Regions from separate parts of the Mus musculus genome. Here region 1 is linked to region 2. Evidence: chromatin loops called from intact Hi-C (ENCODE). Cell type or tissue: left cerebral cortex. All regions are shown on one strand. Each heading gives the region's core, and the rest is flanking DNA. Links, peaks and the distances in the headings are about the cores only.

Region 1 (8,252 bases), core at 1,133-6,132, 1.2 Mb before region 2:
AGGACTCTGGTGGTATGGGCACTTTGGTCTGTCCTGTGCTCCTTATGCAGAGGAGAAACAAATTTTGTCACACAATACTACCTACTAGGTTTTATAACTGTAAAATTATTCTTTGTAATTAGCAAGCACATTATGGGTGAGAAGATATTTTGAAGGGCACTTAAATTTCTATAATTGACCATGATGGGACAGCTTCCTAAAAGACAAACGTACTAGTCAGGACCAGCTGAACTATGCTGAGAGCATTTAGGTAAGTAACCCTGTGTTGTGCCGAAGAACTGTGATATATATCAATACATTCAAACTTGCCACTCGGGCAAGCAAAGGAGTGCTTTGAAACCCTGGACCAAGTTGGAGTTGGGGAGGGCTTCCACCGTCCAAAAACGTTGCTTAGCATCCTTTCAGGTGACATCACAACCAGCTATAGAACCTTGAAGGCTGTGTCTAGGGGCAACCGTCTGAGTTAAACATCATTCGTGAGGTTGCGTCCGATGTGTTAGCTGCTAGGTTTAGGCCCGGTATCTTACTAGTGATTAACTAGTACAATTAGTCCCATTTCGAAGTTTTGTATATTTAGCTGGCTACAGCACCTAAGAAGAATACTTCTAAGGAAGTAGTCTTAGAACTCCTCCGAGTTTTCCAGAGTGGACCCCTGGTGAACTGCCAACCTCTGACTATTCACCAATCAGTCTCCGATATTGACAGCTTAATTATCTCCATTCTTTGACTGACCCTGACCTGCAAAGTCAACTGTTTATAAAGGAGCCTCATAGGTTCGCGACCTGGGACCAACCATCTACTGGAAGAAGTGATTTGGACATCAGGGTGAACAACCCAAGAGTACCCATCCGGAGCCAGGCATAAGGTTGCTTTCGCTTGGAAGTTAGAAAAGCACTACTATACCGGAGTCAACACCCTCGGCATTTCAAGCAGTTCTCCATGTGGCAACCTAAACCGCCTGGGTTGGAGATGAAGCCTGAAGCTTCAGGAAAAGGGCAAGAACGGAAATACCAGGATAAAAGTGGGACAGAGAGAGTCTGAAGCTTTGGGACAAGGTCCAAAAAGGAAATGCTAGGATGGAACAGGGATGGTATTTAAAGAACCCAACAAGGCTCAGAAGAAGACCCCTCAGGAGCCACAAGACCTAGAGCTTCCAAGAGAACAGCCTAGCAAGGGTTAGGTACGGAAACCCCAGGGAGAGACTCCAAAACAACTAAAACCCCTAGAGTTGACTGAAGGTCCTCCAGAGCAGGCTGTAACTTGGAGGAAGCCTGCTGATGGTGGCAAGGGTCGCAAGTGGCCCTATTCTGCCACGGAGGAAAACGAACAAAGCCCCCAAAAGGAAAAGTACGGAAGGTTGCTTCAACACCTTCAGTGTGACCAAGATGTGAGGTCAGACCCTCACAGGCCTCAGCCAATCCTTACAAACACCTGGAAGATCAAAGGGGGCAAGTCAGGAGACAGTCATGGATCAGAAACAACTCAGAGAGATAGAGAACCATCTACGGTTGTTGCTCTAAAAGAATATCTTTCACCATAGGAAAGAGAGAAGTGGTGTACTAAGGAGAAATCTGTTACAGAGAAGAAAGGTTGTGTAAAGGGTGAAGGAAGAAGGGGTAACAGCTTGGAGCCGGGAACACGGACTCAGATCATCCTGCATAGCGGCAGAGGCAATAGCTTACTCCCCAACAAGATGGCAGTACTTGCAGCAGAGAAAAAGCCTCTCACAGACCAAGAAAGGGGCAGAGAAATGGATCAAATTCTTGATATTTCAGAGGACATGGAGAAGGAAATTGAGAATGCATTGGGTCCAGGACCCCAAGAGGAAATCCTAAGTTCCAGATTCAAGTTGCAAATCACCAGAGGAGATATCCAGACCCTGGAGAATGGTCAGTGGCTCAAGGATAAGGTCATAAATTTCTACATGAACCTTCTGGTTGAGAGAAATGAAAACCAAAGCTATCCGGCTCTTCATGCCTTTAGCACTTTCTTTTACCCCAAGCTAAAGCATAATGGTTACAGTTCCGTGAAAAGGTGGACTCGAGGCATCAATCTCTTTGAAAAAGAACTCATCTTGGTGCCTATTCACCAGAAGGTACATTGGAGCCTAGTGGTAATCAATTTAAGAAAACGAAGTATTGTATACCTCGATTCCATGGGACAGACAGGCAAGTTTATCTGTGAGACCATCTTCCAATATTTCCAAAACGAGAGCAAGACACGCAGGAGCATTGAGCTGGACCCTTTGGAGTGGAAGCAGTACAGTGTGACATCAGAGGAGATTCCTCTGCAGCTGAATGGGAGTGACTGTGGAATGTTTACCTGTAAATATGCAGATTACATCACTAGGGACCAACCTGTGACCTTTTCTCAGCAACACATGCCCACCTTCAGGAAAAGAATGGTATGGGAAATCCTACACAGTCAATTACTGTAACAACATCCACCTGGTTGCTATGGTCCCCCCATCCCCGTTCTTTTCCATCGCTGTTTCTAATATACCTCAGGTAGGATGAGTTGAAGAGATATAAAACAGGTACTGAGCTGTCTCACTGGATGAAGCCCACTCTCTTCAATATAGTCCTAATGTGGGATGTAGGACTAATGCTCTAATGCCATCTCTAGGATGCATGCAACTACTGCAAGCTTAGAAAATGCTGCTGCCCAACCCACAGGAGACCACGTGTTCAAGAAATACTGTTTTAATGCTGGAATTAAATGAATTCATGTTCTTTTGTTTTATTTTGCTTTTCTTTTGCTTGCTTTGTGTGTGTGTGTGTGTGTGTGTGTGTGTGTTTGGTTGGTTTTTGTTTGTTTAATGTTTCATTGAGGGTTTTTTCTGGTTTTTGGTTTTCATTTTTGTTTTTTGTTTGTGTTTTGTTTTGTTGTTTATGCTTTTTATTTTTGTTTTTTTGTGTTTTGTTTGTGATTTCTTGTTTTTTGTGGTTTTTGTTTTTCATTTGTGGTTTTTTTTTTTTTGGTTTTTGTTTTACATTTTTTGTTTTTTTTTGTTGTTGTTGTTGTTGTTTGTTGGTTTTTGTTCGTGTTTGGAGTTTTGGTTTCTTTTGTTGTTTTTGTTTTATGTTGTTTTTTTATGTTTTTGGTTTTGTTGTTTGTTTTGTTTTTGTTTGTTCATTGTTGTTTTTGTCTGTTTTTTTGTTTGTTTTTGTTTTGTTTTGTTTTTGTCTTCCTGACCCCACTCCACTGATTGTTTTCCTTAACTCACTTGCAAACCTTGGCCATTGTCATTTCTCATCCTCCAGTCCCTGTTGGAAGTGTCTATTTCTGAAATAAATACTCATCACGGTGCCAGGAGGGACATTAGCAGTGCCCATCACGGTGCCAGGAGGGAAATCAGCAGGAAGAGGCCGAAGCTATTCACTAGCATCTCTAATGATAGAGTTGTGTGCTATTAATTGAAGCAGGGGATAGTGGTGGTGTTTTTGTTTTGTTATAATTTTTTTTAAGTTTGAAAATAGCATGAGAAATGGAAATGAGTTGCACAGACCGGTGCTGTTCTGCACCACCGTACTCTGCTGGACCTGGACAGGATGTAGAACTGCAGCCAGACTACTGACTGGACTCCAGGACTAGTAAGAAAAGCACCATGGTCACTTAAAGGCTCATCCTTTCCCAGACCTGCCTTAGTTTTGGAAGTTGATTTGAAGTAACTATAATGGCAAATGTCCATTTCTATCTCAGATCTCATTGGATACAAATCCCATCTATTGCTTTATTGAATTTAATTTTTTTTTGAAAAGTTCTATTCAATTTAATTTTTTTCTTAAAAAGTTTTGGTATATATTAAGATGAAATTGAGATGTTTTTTCTCATTAGATTAATATTCCCACTGTAGAAAATTGGGGATGTAGTATTTACAGTTGAAACCGCCAGTTATATATAATAATCTATTTTACATGTGATAGTTTGTATTTAACTTTTCTATTCATTATCTTATGGTTGTGTTTATGCAATTTTTACTTAATAAAGTCTAAAGTTATTTTTTTAAAAAGTAACTCATGCATGCAAACAATAAACTAAAAGACTGTATAAACTTATGAAGCATTTAGACATATTTGGGACTTTAATCAAAGTCAGAAAGGTAGATTAATTTTATCTGGTATTACTCTGTACCTTCATCAGCAGTGTACTATCTGAGGCAACTAATAAAAAGGAGAAATGACTTGTTTAATTTACAGCTTGGGAGATTCACATCTCAGATGACATGGCCCCATTAGTATGCACTATCAAGGACACCAGGAGCTCATGGGGACCCAAGCAGCCACATCGGGATTCAGAAAGGAGAGAGAGAGAGAGAGAGAGAGAGAGAGAGAGAGAGAGAGAGAGAGAGAGAGAGAGAGAAAGCTACCTATTAAAAGTTCAGAACACCTCCCCACGATACTCCCCTGAGGATTGGTATACATGGACTCTGGCAGACACAGCCCAAGCCACACAGCCTTGATTTTCAAACCAACTGCCAAGCATGTGTAAATTTGTATAAGATAGCAAGAGTACAGTGAGTCACATGCATATATTGATGCTTGTAGGTTTCAGACCAGAAAACTAGACACAAACACGCCTCTGCTTCATCCTCAGACCTCACTAACATGGAGAGGCTGGGGCATAAGAGAAGATTGGGAGGAGGCAATAGTGGCACATGGTCTAGTTAGTAGTGGTGACAAAACTGCCCAAGAAACAATCCTAAAGCAAAAATGCACAAGTTGTTCCTTTGGCTGAATTCCTAGATGTCTCAGGAATTGGTGCTACCAGTTCACACTAGAAATGGAAATAAGAAAGAGAATCAAAATAAGAGGTATTCAAGGTATTCAACACAGTAAACACACTTTCACAGGCCATCCCTTAACAACCACACCACCATTCTAGCCAACCCTAATCCTTGGCAACCACCAAATTATCTGTGCCGCGTTATTGTGAAAGTACATTTTTAGTTATAAAATATGCAAAAGGATACTTTCACATTGGAAAACACACAAACAAAACAAAATACCAAATTATTCAGGTCTTTTGAAAAAAAGAAAAACCCACCCAAAACCACCTCCTTATTCCAGGCCTTTTACTAGAGCTAGTGTTGGCTTACAGACAATTCTACTAGGCTCCTCCCAACAACCACCTAGCAACAGCTTACATCATCATCTGCCACCATTGCCTGCCAGGTGCAGCAGCTTATAAAAGGACTACCCCAGCCCTCTCGCTTCTCTTTTTCTCCCTACCCTCTTCTTCTTCTTCTTCTTCTTCTTCTTCTTCTTCTTCTTCTTCTTCTTCTTCTTCTTCTTCTTCTTCTTCTTCTTCTTCTTCTTTTCTTCTTCTTCTTCTTCTTCTTCTTCTTCTTCTTCTTTTCTTCTTCTTCTTCTTCTTCTTCTTCTTCTCCTTCTTCTCCTTCTCCTTCTTCTTCTTCTTCTTCTTCTTCTTCTTCTTCTTCTTCTTCTTTCTTCTCTCTCTCTCTCTCTCTCTCTCTCTCTCTCTCTCTCTCTCTCTCTCTTTCCACGTGTTCCCTCTCTTTCTTTCTATCCTTCATCCCTGCTTTCTCTGCCTTTGTAGGTGTCTGCCTCTACCCCTTCTCCAGGTCTCTGCTCCCTTTCCTTCCCCACAATAAAATTCTCTTAAGTCAAAAAAAAAAAAAGGCAGGTATTGCTTGTAGCTGATTCTTCAATTAAAAATTAAAAATAGATTTTTTTTTCATACAGTGTACTCTGTTTTTCTCTCCCTTAATCCCCACAGGTCTTTCCCACTTCTCCACCCACCTGATCCATAGCATTTCATTCTCTCTCTCTCTCATTAGAATCAAAACAAGCATTAATAATAATAATAATAATAATAATAATAATGGTGATATTATAAGATAAAACAAATAAATGGGGGCAGGCGGAGCCAAAGAAAAAGCACAAGAAACATATGTAAGTTCAAACACATTCACACACTGAAAACCCGTAAACACAAAATCAGAAATCATAATGAATAAGAAAAAGATTTATAAGGTTAAAAAAAATGCCCGGACAAAGTATTATGAAAAAAAAAGTCTCCAAAAATATGACCGAGTTCTTTTTTTCTGTGTTGACCATCAATTGATGTCTATGGAGCCTGAAGAGGTCCCCAGAGATGACACAGAACAGACCCAAACACCAAATTCTCAGCACAAAAGATTCATTACCCTGGAAGCGTAATGGCTGCCTCTAAACCAGACAAAGGCAAACAGCAGCTGTTTCTGCAGGATGGTTTTTAAGGGAAAGCGGGGAAATCTGTGTTAAGATGAGTTAGTAAGTCCTGATTCAACCTGTTAGGCAGTGTAGTCAAAATATGAATTTTGATTGCTGGACCTTGATGTTTTGATAGCTGGGATAGTCAGGGGGGAAAAAAGTGGTCAAATAAGGGAATAGACCTTCGGGGATAACTTTAGAAATGTAATCTAGTGCTGGGCGTGGTGGCACACGCCTTTAATCCCAGCACTCAGGAGGCGGAGGCAGGAAGATTTCTGAGTTCGATGCCAGCCTGGTCTACAGAGTGAGTTCGAGGACAGCCAGGGCTACACAGAGAAACCCTGTCTCAAAAAAAACCAACCAACCAACCAAACAAACAAACAAAAACAAAAAAGAAATGTAGTCTAATGGTTTAGCAAGGGAGAGGCAAGGGGAAAGGGCAAGACCTACTTCCACAGTCGTTGTTGCTGTTTTGTTGTTGTTTTGTTGTTGTTTTGTTGTTGTTTTAACACCTTAAAGGAAAGAAGATCCACTATGCAAGAAGCAGAAAGTGTGAAGATTATTACTGCATTGGAAACAAAATAAACTACTGCATGCACACAGATAAAAACAGTGGGATAAAGGGCATAGCCATTTAGAAAGAGTTCTTTAAACTGAATACCTCATCACTGAACTGAAAAACGAAAGAAGAAAGGGGTTACTCAGAAACAAGTTATGCCCAATTAAAATACCGTCACACTTCTAGAGCTGAAACCAGAACCTTAAAGACCCGTTGTAATAACTATGAAGTCCCAAAGGAGTGTGCAAAGATCAATCCAAGGTCAAAATTAAGTGTGAAGGGAAAAGGTCATTTGGGGCACTCTGCATTTCTTAGGAGTTTCCCTGCCTTGCTCAGGCATCTAGATAATAAGAATGGGCTTCCATCAAACGGAACACGTAAGGTGGCAAAGAGAAAGATAAGGAGTTGAGAAGGCAGTGGACACTCCACAGAAGGGAAAATACAATTTTCAGTGACAGTAGTGGGAGTCTCTGGCACAGCTGTACTCCAGCAGAGAGGAAAAACAAGAGGCATTAGAGTGAGAGTCGTTGAGTCCTCAGAGAATGAGTTCTCCAGGAAGATAAAGCTAACAGCCCCCTTGCTGCATCTCAGCATCCTGAGAGGATATCCAGGCTAGTCTCCAGGGAAAACAGTCATTTGTGCACACAAATCAAACGATCAAGATCCCCGGTGGGCTCCTCTCTCCATGGCATTGAACTCATCTGTCAGGAGATGAGTGTTGAGAAGTGGCACTTGTGCAGTCCGGATGGACAGTGGAGAAAGTGAGATGGATCTGTAAATTCCACAATCAGACATGGACCCGTGATGCTTCAGGCCAATAAGCCAAGAAGTGTCGAGAAAGCATGGTACTCAGAGATGCAGGAACACATCCCAAATCGTCCACAAGAAGTAGGTAGAAAAAGCTTGTAAGAACTATTGTTTCTTTTCTCTCCCCCTCTTCATAGTGTATCTTTTGAAGTGAATTGCTAAGGCCAGTCCATCTGTACTCAGAGAAAAGAATTAAGGTCCAATTTTTACAGAGCCCTGTAGCCAGGTGAGGGAGGAAATGAGACCTACTTCCTAAGAGTGACATTGTAATGTTAATATTTTGAAGTATACGTCAATTTGTTTAATTTATTTTAATATATGTTCTTTATCAATGCAGACTAATAGATTCACTTTTAATCGAATCACATTTCTGGGCCTTTAATTATTTTGGGAATTATTTTTAATTTCTTAAATATTTTGTCCATTTTCCTTTATGCATATGCACATTTTGCCTGTGTGTATGTCTGCACACCAAGTACGTGCAGCGCCCAAAGAGGTCAGAAGAGGACACCAGATCCCCTAGGACTGGAGTTACAGAGAGTTGTGAGCAGCCATGTGGGTACTAAGTGAACCCTAATCCCTCTGGAAGAGCAGCTGGTGCTCTTAACCTCTCACCAACTCTGCAGACCCCCACTGTAAGTCATTTGTAGCCTTCCCAGGGAGAGCTCCTT
Region 2 (8,252 bases), core at 1,733-6,732:
TGCACACACATTTAGATATTTCCGGGGCTGGAGAAATAGCACACATGTACTGAAGAACCAGCCTGACTCCATCTTTAAAGCTTTAAAGCCATTTTTATAGTAACAGAAAACTGGGTTCATTCCTGTTATGATTATACCTCTGTTTCTCAAGGATTGGTCTATGCCCTCACTTGTATTCTTTATTACAAATGGTTCTGTATTGGATATTCCAGAAATGGCACTTCTGTCTTTGATTATAACCATCTTGAAACCCTACCTTTGTTTAAAAAGGTTCTATGACCACCTATGACTAATTTGTAAGACTGTCTGTGGTTATAACTACATTGTTATGTCCACCTTGCAACCATGTCTTTGTTTCAAGAGGTTATTAGGGCTAATGTATATACTTATATTCTGTTTCTATAACCCCGCCTATTTTGCCTACCAAATCCCCCATTTGGAAACCCTCTCCCCTTGAGCTATAAAATCCTTGTTATCCTCACATCAAAGGCTGATTTCTCAAACCCACTGTAGGGGAAGGCAGCTTGAGTACACGAATAAAAAAGGCTTGCTTTAATTAGTTTTAATTAATTTGGCCATAATGATTTGGATCAGTTATCTTTATCATTCCATCTTTGGAATTAACAGTATGAAAATTGTCCTTGGGCTGGAGAGATGTTGCAGTAGTTAAGAACACTTGCTGTTTTTGTAGAGGACCTGAGTTTAATTCTAAGCACTTACATAGCAACTTAATACTGAGTGCAACTCCAATTTCAGGGACTCTGACACCTGCTCCTGGCCCTTGCTGGCACCATTCACACATGGTACACATACAGGAGAATACTCATACACATAAAAATTATTTTATAGGTCTTTAATGAGTTAAAGAAAAAGATATTTCCTCATCTTGAGTGCAAGCCACAAGGATGTTTTACACAGGAAGCAGGAGAACAATACAATCATCTCACAAATGTATGCACACAATTGTCTTCCCAACTGTAGCCTCTCCTGTGTTGATGGACTCAGACATCCCAGTGGATTCCACCACTTTTCTACAATGTTATTCTCTACACGCCCATGTCCGGATGGGCATGGCATTTTCCACCATTTATCTTTAAACTCCTTGGTGAAATGTTCAGAGCTCTCTTTACCATATGCCTTTTTTCATCTATTTCAATGACTACTAATATCAGTAATATTAAAGTGCTTACAAATCCTATGCTTGTATCTGAATAGTCATGGGTTTGAAGACCATATTTGCCTCTTTGTTTTTTTAATCCTTTCAGTTCAACGTTAGTTCTGCCCACTTTAGGGGATCCTTTTGAGAAGAGTGCACCAGTCAGAGCTTGGAAAAGATGATGTCTTCCACAGAACTGAGGCAACCACACACTTACTACCATCCATGGCATTTAGTGGTGAGGTTTGTGATAGCCTCTGACATCAATTTATTTTGCTCTCACAAATTGGCAATAAAGTTAGGAGAAACCATCCGTTCTGTGTCTAAGTTCACTGCTTAGGGTGTGAGCAGCTTCCACGAATCTCCGACTGTGAGCAGATGTGGTGTAGCTGTACCCAAACACTGTTACTCTATTGATTCCGGTGGTGGCAGCAGTGCACTCCTGCTACCCACCCCAGTGTTTTACATGAGAGCTATTTTGATATGTCTAAAACAGCTCAATGGCCAGGCTACTTCCTAACCTCCTGTGAATCCTATGTCCACATGTAAGACACTGAGAGAACTCTGCCCACAGTTGGTTTCGACTGGTTTCGACCAGTGGGCAATGGTTGGGCAGGGAGAAAGCTCAAGGAACTGAGGAAGGAGAAAGAAGGGGAAGCCACTATGCCTGGAAAAAAAGGAGAGATGTCACACCTGAAAGGTGTGGAACAGAGAGCATAGCTGCCATGTAGGAGCCAGGGATCATGGCCCAGGAGGGCTACATGTCAGGGTCTAGGGCAGCAAAGATAAAATATAGATTTGAATAAATAATAACACAGAAATATCAGAGGGGGTGGATTAGCCTCGTGGAGGTTAGAAAGTGCCCAAACATTGAGCAGTTTTAGGCATATCAAAATCTAAAATATATATGTGTCTTCCATTCGAAAATATATGACATTGGGGTGGGTAACAAAAACGTGCCACCGCAGCCACAGGGACCAATTGAGAAACATGAATTGGGTACTGACTGCTACATTGAGGAGCTCAAAGTATTCCATGTAGGAACAGAGTACTTCAGGGAAAATTGGGATGGCTCCACAGCAGCACAGCCCTCTTTCACTACAGGTGCTGTCTTTCAGGAGCTACTATTTCAATAGAACTCCAGGATAGCACTCATGACATCTCCCTCTTTAACCTCTTAGTTTGCAGTGCATACATAGAAGTGGGGGAAATATTATCTATGTGATGTGTGATGTTTGAACACTGTCAGGAAACAAGGTAGGAAAGACCGGAGAATGAGAATTTGTGACTGGGCCTCTCAGACTTTCTCAATAGAATTTGACCAATGGAACGAGGCCCCCAGGTCAGTAGGATCTCTCAGCCAAAAAATAAAGAAAAGAAGCTCAGAAAAGGATTCTGTAACTCAGTTTCCTGGTACTTTCAGGGAAGGCTAAAGGCTCACACTGACTTAACCTGAAGGGGAAGAACGGATCCTAAATTAAAATCTCTAAACAAATGTTACTCTTCACTCCTTTTAAACATCCAGGCTGCATGCCCAACTTCAGCTAATTGGGAATTTGGAAGTCAGATTTACAGTGTGAGTTAGCATCAGGTTACTGTGTGTCTTAATTCCAAAATTATTCAGCAGTGCACCATAAAAACGGAATGCTGTTCTGGTACTCAGAGTTAGACAACATTAGACTTTAATGTGACCAATTATAATTCAAGCCAGTTATGTAGGACATTGTGTCTCCATCACAAACCAACCAGTCTTGGATCGGTTCCCAGTTTTCAGTCACTGGATTTCTTTGGCGCAATTGTATTTCCATGTAGTTAATTATAATTCATCAAATCAAATACAATAACAGAACAATCCCTGAGGTTAGAAGTGGCTATGCAGGGACATATCATGGGTAGTTAAGTAACTAAGACAACCTTGTGATAGCCATGCTGGGTAGATTAGAAAAATGGGGCCAAGTATTAGAGATAAATGAGTGATTCATTTAGTAGGATTGGCCTTACAAACAATTACTTAAAGTACTGCAATTCATATAATTTTTAATTAGCTTTTTTTTTTTTTTGGTCCATAATCCTTCCTTACAGAAATGAACTATCAGCCAAAAGGTGAAAGCAATACAAAGTTGCTTCTCCCCTGGGACTAAGAGACTGTGGAGTTCATGGCTTTGAACTCAGGCCAGATGAAAACAGTTCCATAATCAGCATTTATCCCAGAGCCTGGGGTTTATAGACACTGTATATTCCTTCATGGTCACAGCCCCTCTCTATATTTAGATCAGAGACTATTTCACCTTACTGAGGCATCAGTTTACTCAGCTGTCAAATGGGGATACATCAGTCATGCTGTCCATCATCCTCAAATGACACGAGAGCTAAGTGAGAAGATGAATTGAAAAAAAAAAAAAAAGAACCTCAATACCTTATAATGGTAGGTCTGGAATGAAAAACAGAAGACCAGAGTTTCAGGAAAGACGCTGGAGTCTTTTAAGGATTAAAAAGCAAACACATTCCTATTCTAACGTGAAACATAGATGCTTTGTTACATTAGAAGAAGCAGAATGTCTTCTACCTAAGATGACTCACTGCTGCTTGCTTGCTCCAGCAGAAGAACAAAACAGTTTTGAGGCATGGCTTTCAAGCACTGGCAAGATGCCTGTGCACTGGGAAGTGGTGATTCACATAATTGGAATGATCCTCAGTAGACAGAATGTGCAATCTCTGAGGTGTGTGCTGACTTGACCAGAAGCAAAAGGAAAAAGAAATGGAAAAGGGAAAAGGCAGCTTGCATGCCTACAAGACACCAAGAATCACTCCAAGAAAAACACCATGTGGTGGAGATTAAAAGACAAGGCTCGTTTCCTCCTGAGAGTCCACCGGCCAATCGTTGCCTTGCACAGTCCTGTGATGGTTAAGTTTCTTCCAATCAGTATTGAGCCAGGAGTGGAGGCTGAAATCACTGTTGCAGATGCCTAAGTCAACTATTTTAATAAACTGATTGAACCACTTGTAAAAACCACTTAACTAGTATAATACTAGCAAGCTTTTCCTATTATAAAATACCTAAGGTAATCAAAGCACACAGGAGGAGAGTGGGGTGTGTAATTGTCTAATGATTGCAAAGGTTTTAACGTGTAGTTACATGATACTATTTCACGGGACCACAGTACCTTTTTGTACCAATTTTGTGAACCCCCAAAGACCACTAAGGAGCCAACTCTTTATTGGAAACTCAAGCTTGGGCCACACTGCCTTCTCTAATGAAACAGAGCAGAAGGGGGAGCTCCGAGCGCTCAGCAAGACAATGTTTTATAGGAAACGGGAAGCAAGCAAGAGGGATTTCTAGCTGGGCACACATCGGATTGGGGGCTATTATGGGATTTTATTGCCCTTTAACATAATTCGCTGGTGCTAGGGAGCCAAACCATAAACTTAAAACTCCTGTTTCCCTCCTGATTGGTGGTTGTTAGGAAGTGGAGTGCCAGGGGCAGGCTTGGAACCTGGAAACTAGTGCTAGATGATGGCTTGTTGGGGAGTAACCTTGAAACTGGTGCTAGGTTCAGGCTTTTTAGTTAACTATAGTTCGATTTTAGGTCAGGTTCCCTAAGATGGAGTCTAGACCCAAGATCTGATCTCTCACTTCCAAGCAGAAGGAAGTTACAGGGAAGCTATGTTTGCTTCATGCTGTCCAATCAGTTAGGAGAGAGGAAACCTAGGCACTGGGCTCTTTATACAGTGGTTATCAACTTTTGGGTTGAGACCTCCCTTGCCAAACCTCTATCTATCTCCAAAACTATTTACATTACAATTCATAACAGTAGCAAAATTACAGTTATGAAGTAGTAACATGAATAATTTTATGGTTGGGGTGGATCAACCACAACATGAGTAATTGTATTAAAGGGTCCCAGAATTAAGAAGGTTGAGAAGTGTACGGTTCTCTTAATATGTCCTTCAAGGGCTTAACCCCTCCAGCCCTAACTTTCTTCCCCTAGATCCTACACTCCAAGGTTTCCATAATTTCTAAAGGTAACACAGGCTGGCAAGCAAGCTTGTAGCACAGCCTTGTCATCAGATGTCCCCCAAAGGGGGACACTCCATACTCAAATTATAGCATTCAGCACTCCATCCCACAGACTTGTATTCATCTCACAGATAAAAGTCCCTCAGGCCTAAATTATTTTAGCACTGGTTAAAAGTTCAATCTAAAGTCTCTACTTAGTGCTCCAAAGAAGCTCTTCACTGAGAGCTCTGTCAACAATTTTAAAAGTTAAAAAAAACAATAGTTGTATATGTTTAATAACCATTAGCACAGGTTAAACATTCAAGTATGGTATCCTCACCACTTTAAATTAAAATATAATAAACCAAACAAACAAACACCTCATTCCCATTCCAGAACAGAGGATGAGAGACATAAGAAGTAATCATTAGAAAAACACAAGACTGAAACCCAGTACAGCAAACATTGAATCCTCAGTCTTCATAGCTGATGTCTAGGGTACCTTGTCATAGAATATGTGTTTCCAAGCACTTGGGGACACCTCCCATACCGCTTTGTTGGCTGATTAACATGGCTATTCTCAGACTGGATACACTGATTTCGTATAGCTTTCCTTGACATTGTAAGCCTTTCATACCCTCTAATTCTGAAGTCCCCTGTGTTGTCCACACAGCCTCAGTATTAGTCACCTAGCCATGGGATACTTCCAGGAACTCTGAGCACACCACATAGTACATGGTTTCCCAAGCTTTCCTGGGAAATTCCTTGTTGAAACCCTCACTATTCCTGTATTTTGTGTTCTGGGTGGTTGCAAAGGTAGCTTCACATGATGCTAATAAAATCTGTAACCAATGGGAGCTATATATGGGCACAGTTGAACTACAGTTGAAAATATCTTTGAGTGTACTGGTGACTGCCTTTGCAAAACCATATCACCTTAAAATAGTTCACTAGGCCAGCTCATGGAAACAAGTTACCCCAAGACTCTCTTTATAAAGGATGGTGTTTGAAGGGAGTTTATAGGTTTACTGCATTGAATCTGCACTAGGTAGGGTCTCACTGATTCTCTAGATCCACTGAATACATCTTTTCTATCATTCCTGTAGAAACTCTTTCTAACGTCACTATTCTCTTTAGAACATTTTTGGCAGTACCTTCAAACACATTTCCTTTTCAGCTATAGCTCAAATTTTCAGTCTTTCTACTCTGTTCTTTCCTGTTGGTTCTTGAAGTGATTAAGGCCCCCAAAGCACTCAGTAAAAAACAATGGTAGAATCTGAACACTGTCTGGAAATTTCATCAGTTAGGTAAGAAAATCCAATTTGTTTTGGCATCTTTACAAATTTAGTTCAGAAAACCTCTCATGTTGTGGATAACACATAGCCAAGTCATCTAGTAAAGTGTAAAATGGATGGCCTGTAGTCCAGTTCCCTAAAAGGTAATATTGTAATTTGAAAGTCCATCAGTGTAGTCTCTGGTGTCCACATTTCTATGTGAATTCTGGATCCCTGGTGGTTGCCAGAATAACTTACTAATCTCTGCTTATAAATTTGTCAGTGGTAAATAATATGCCAGCATTTTTCAGACTGCTCCTATAAACCAGTTCCAAACATTTCCAAATGGCATTATTAGCTATCCTCACAGCAAGGACCCCACTTTTTGCTACCTATTTTCATTATTATTTAGCTCTCCTTCACCATAATAAAATGTTCCATAACAAGTCACATCATAAAAATATGTAGTTGCTTTCCTCATGTTGTCTTTGTATATGAAAAATTTATTATACAAGTCATTGCCACTGTAGTTATAAAATTCTGGATGCTACTTTTATAAACCATGATTTAATATGCCTTTCCAACAGACAATATCTCTCTATATAAATTATTCTGGTAGGTATATTTAGCCAATGAAAAGAATTAAAGAAAGAAATTGGTCCTGATCAATAGGAACATAAGTAACCAGGAAATGTCATATCCAAATTTAAAATGGTCCTCAATAGTGAAACTTGCCAGGGGCCAATTTGTACCTTTCTACAGGAACTTGCCTTGTGTTCAGTAGTAAAAGTAAAATATCCTGCTTTCAAAGAGAGACAGAAAGACATTTTTAGGACACCTGAGGAAACTTGAATGTAAACTAGTTACATTAAAAATTAAGGGGTATTAAAATTAAGAAACTTTTTGTTAATTTTACACATGTGATGAAATATTGTCTGAAAATAAATAGCCTCTATCTATCAGGATGGCTTTAGTTTAGGAGGTACTTAGAGTAGTTAAGGATCAAAAATCATGATAGCAGGCTTGGGATATGGCTCAGGAGCAGAACGTGTCATGCAGGAAGGCCTGAGTCTGATTCCTGGTACCACAAAAACAAGTCATGATAATTACTACTTGCAATTAATAATTGAACAAAAAGTTAAATAGGATGATAGATAGATGGTAGTTGTGAAGGTAGAGAGACATGATAACTGTTTAGGTAAAACAGTCATGAAAAATACTAGTTATTGAATCTAGTATGTAATTGTGCAAATATTTACAAATTATAGTTTTGTGTTTGCATATTTTCAAAATAAAAATTAAAGCTAGACCATGGTTTTATTTTAGATGACTCTTTAGACATTTAGCTTGTCAGCAGCACCTATTAAAAAAGAAAGAAACTGTTCTGAATGTGTTCTATTCCCCATCACTGTTTGTGTCAACTTAATAAACCCCAACAGATTTATTGAGCCAACATCCAAATGGCACATATTTCATCTATTTACTTCATCTAAGAATGGTAACACATACCTATAATTCAAACAATTGGGATGGCAAGGCAGGAGAACCCGAAGGTATATGACAGCCTGGGTTACAATTGCGAATTTCGTCTCAAAAATTATAAATAGAAAACTATTTCTTTTAAAGATTCTGATGTATTTAAATAATTTGGCCAAGACACTGCTGCCTGCTGAGAGGCCCCTGAGACATTCCGGAGGAACATCCTATCCTATCCACCAAGAATGGACTGGCGGGGAATGGGCCTTCCCCCTTATAAGCACACTCTTAGTAAGCTGGGGGGCCTTGAACAGAATCGTGTCTTGGTCTCCATTAATTTCTCTCGCAG

What was found. Hi-C counts contacts between places; a loop is a spot of excess contacts. Peaks named below come from ENCODE experiments on the same cell type or tissue, not always from the same donor. Only the 100,000 strongest peaks of a DNase experiment are listed, where the experiment ranks them.
Region 1: it touches region 2 in a loop (13-fold over the local background); 4 of 42 quality-filtered maps call a loop at or near these places.

What each region holds. Positions count from the first base shown.
Region 1 is chr16:48,071,751-48,080,002 of GRCm38, forward strand. It overlaps the pseudogene Gm7275. Among named protein-coding and RNA genes, the nearest start is that of Gm52257, 18 kb to the left of the region's middle. In left cerebral cortex, for the core only: no CTCF peak of the experiment used is centred there; no DNase peak of the experiment used is centred there.
Region 2 is chr16:49,285,486-49,293,737 of GRCm38, forward strand. No RefSeq gene overlaps it. Among named protein-coding and RNA genes, the nearest start is that of 1700026J12Rik, 34 kb to the left of the region's middle. In left cerebral cortex, for the core only: no CTCF peak of the experiment used is centred there; DNase peaks (open chromatin) are centred at 2,824 and 3,816; H3K27ac peaks cover 1,252 bases.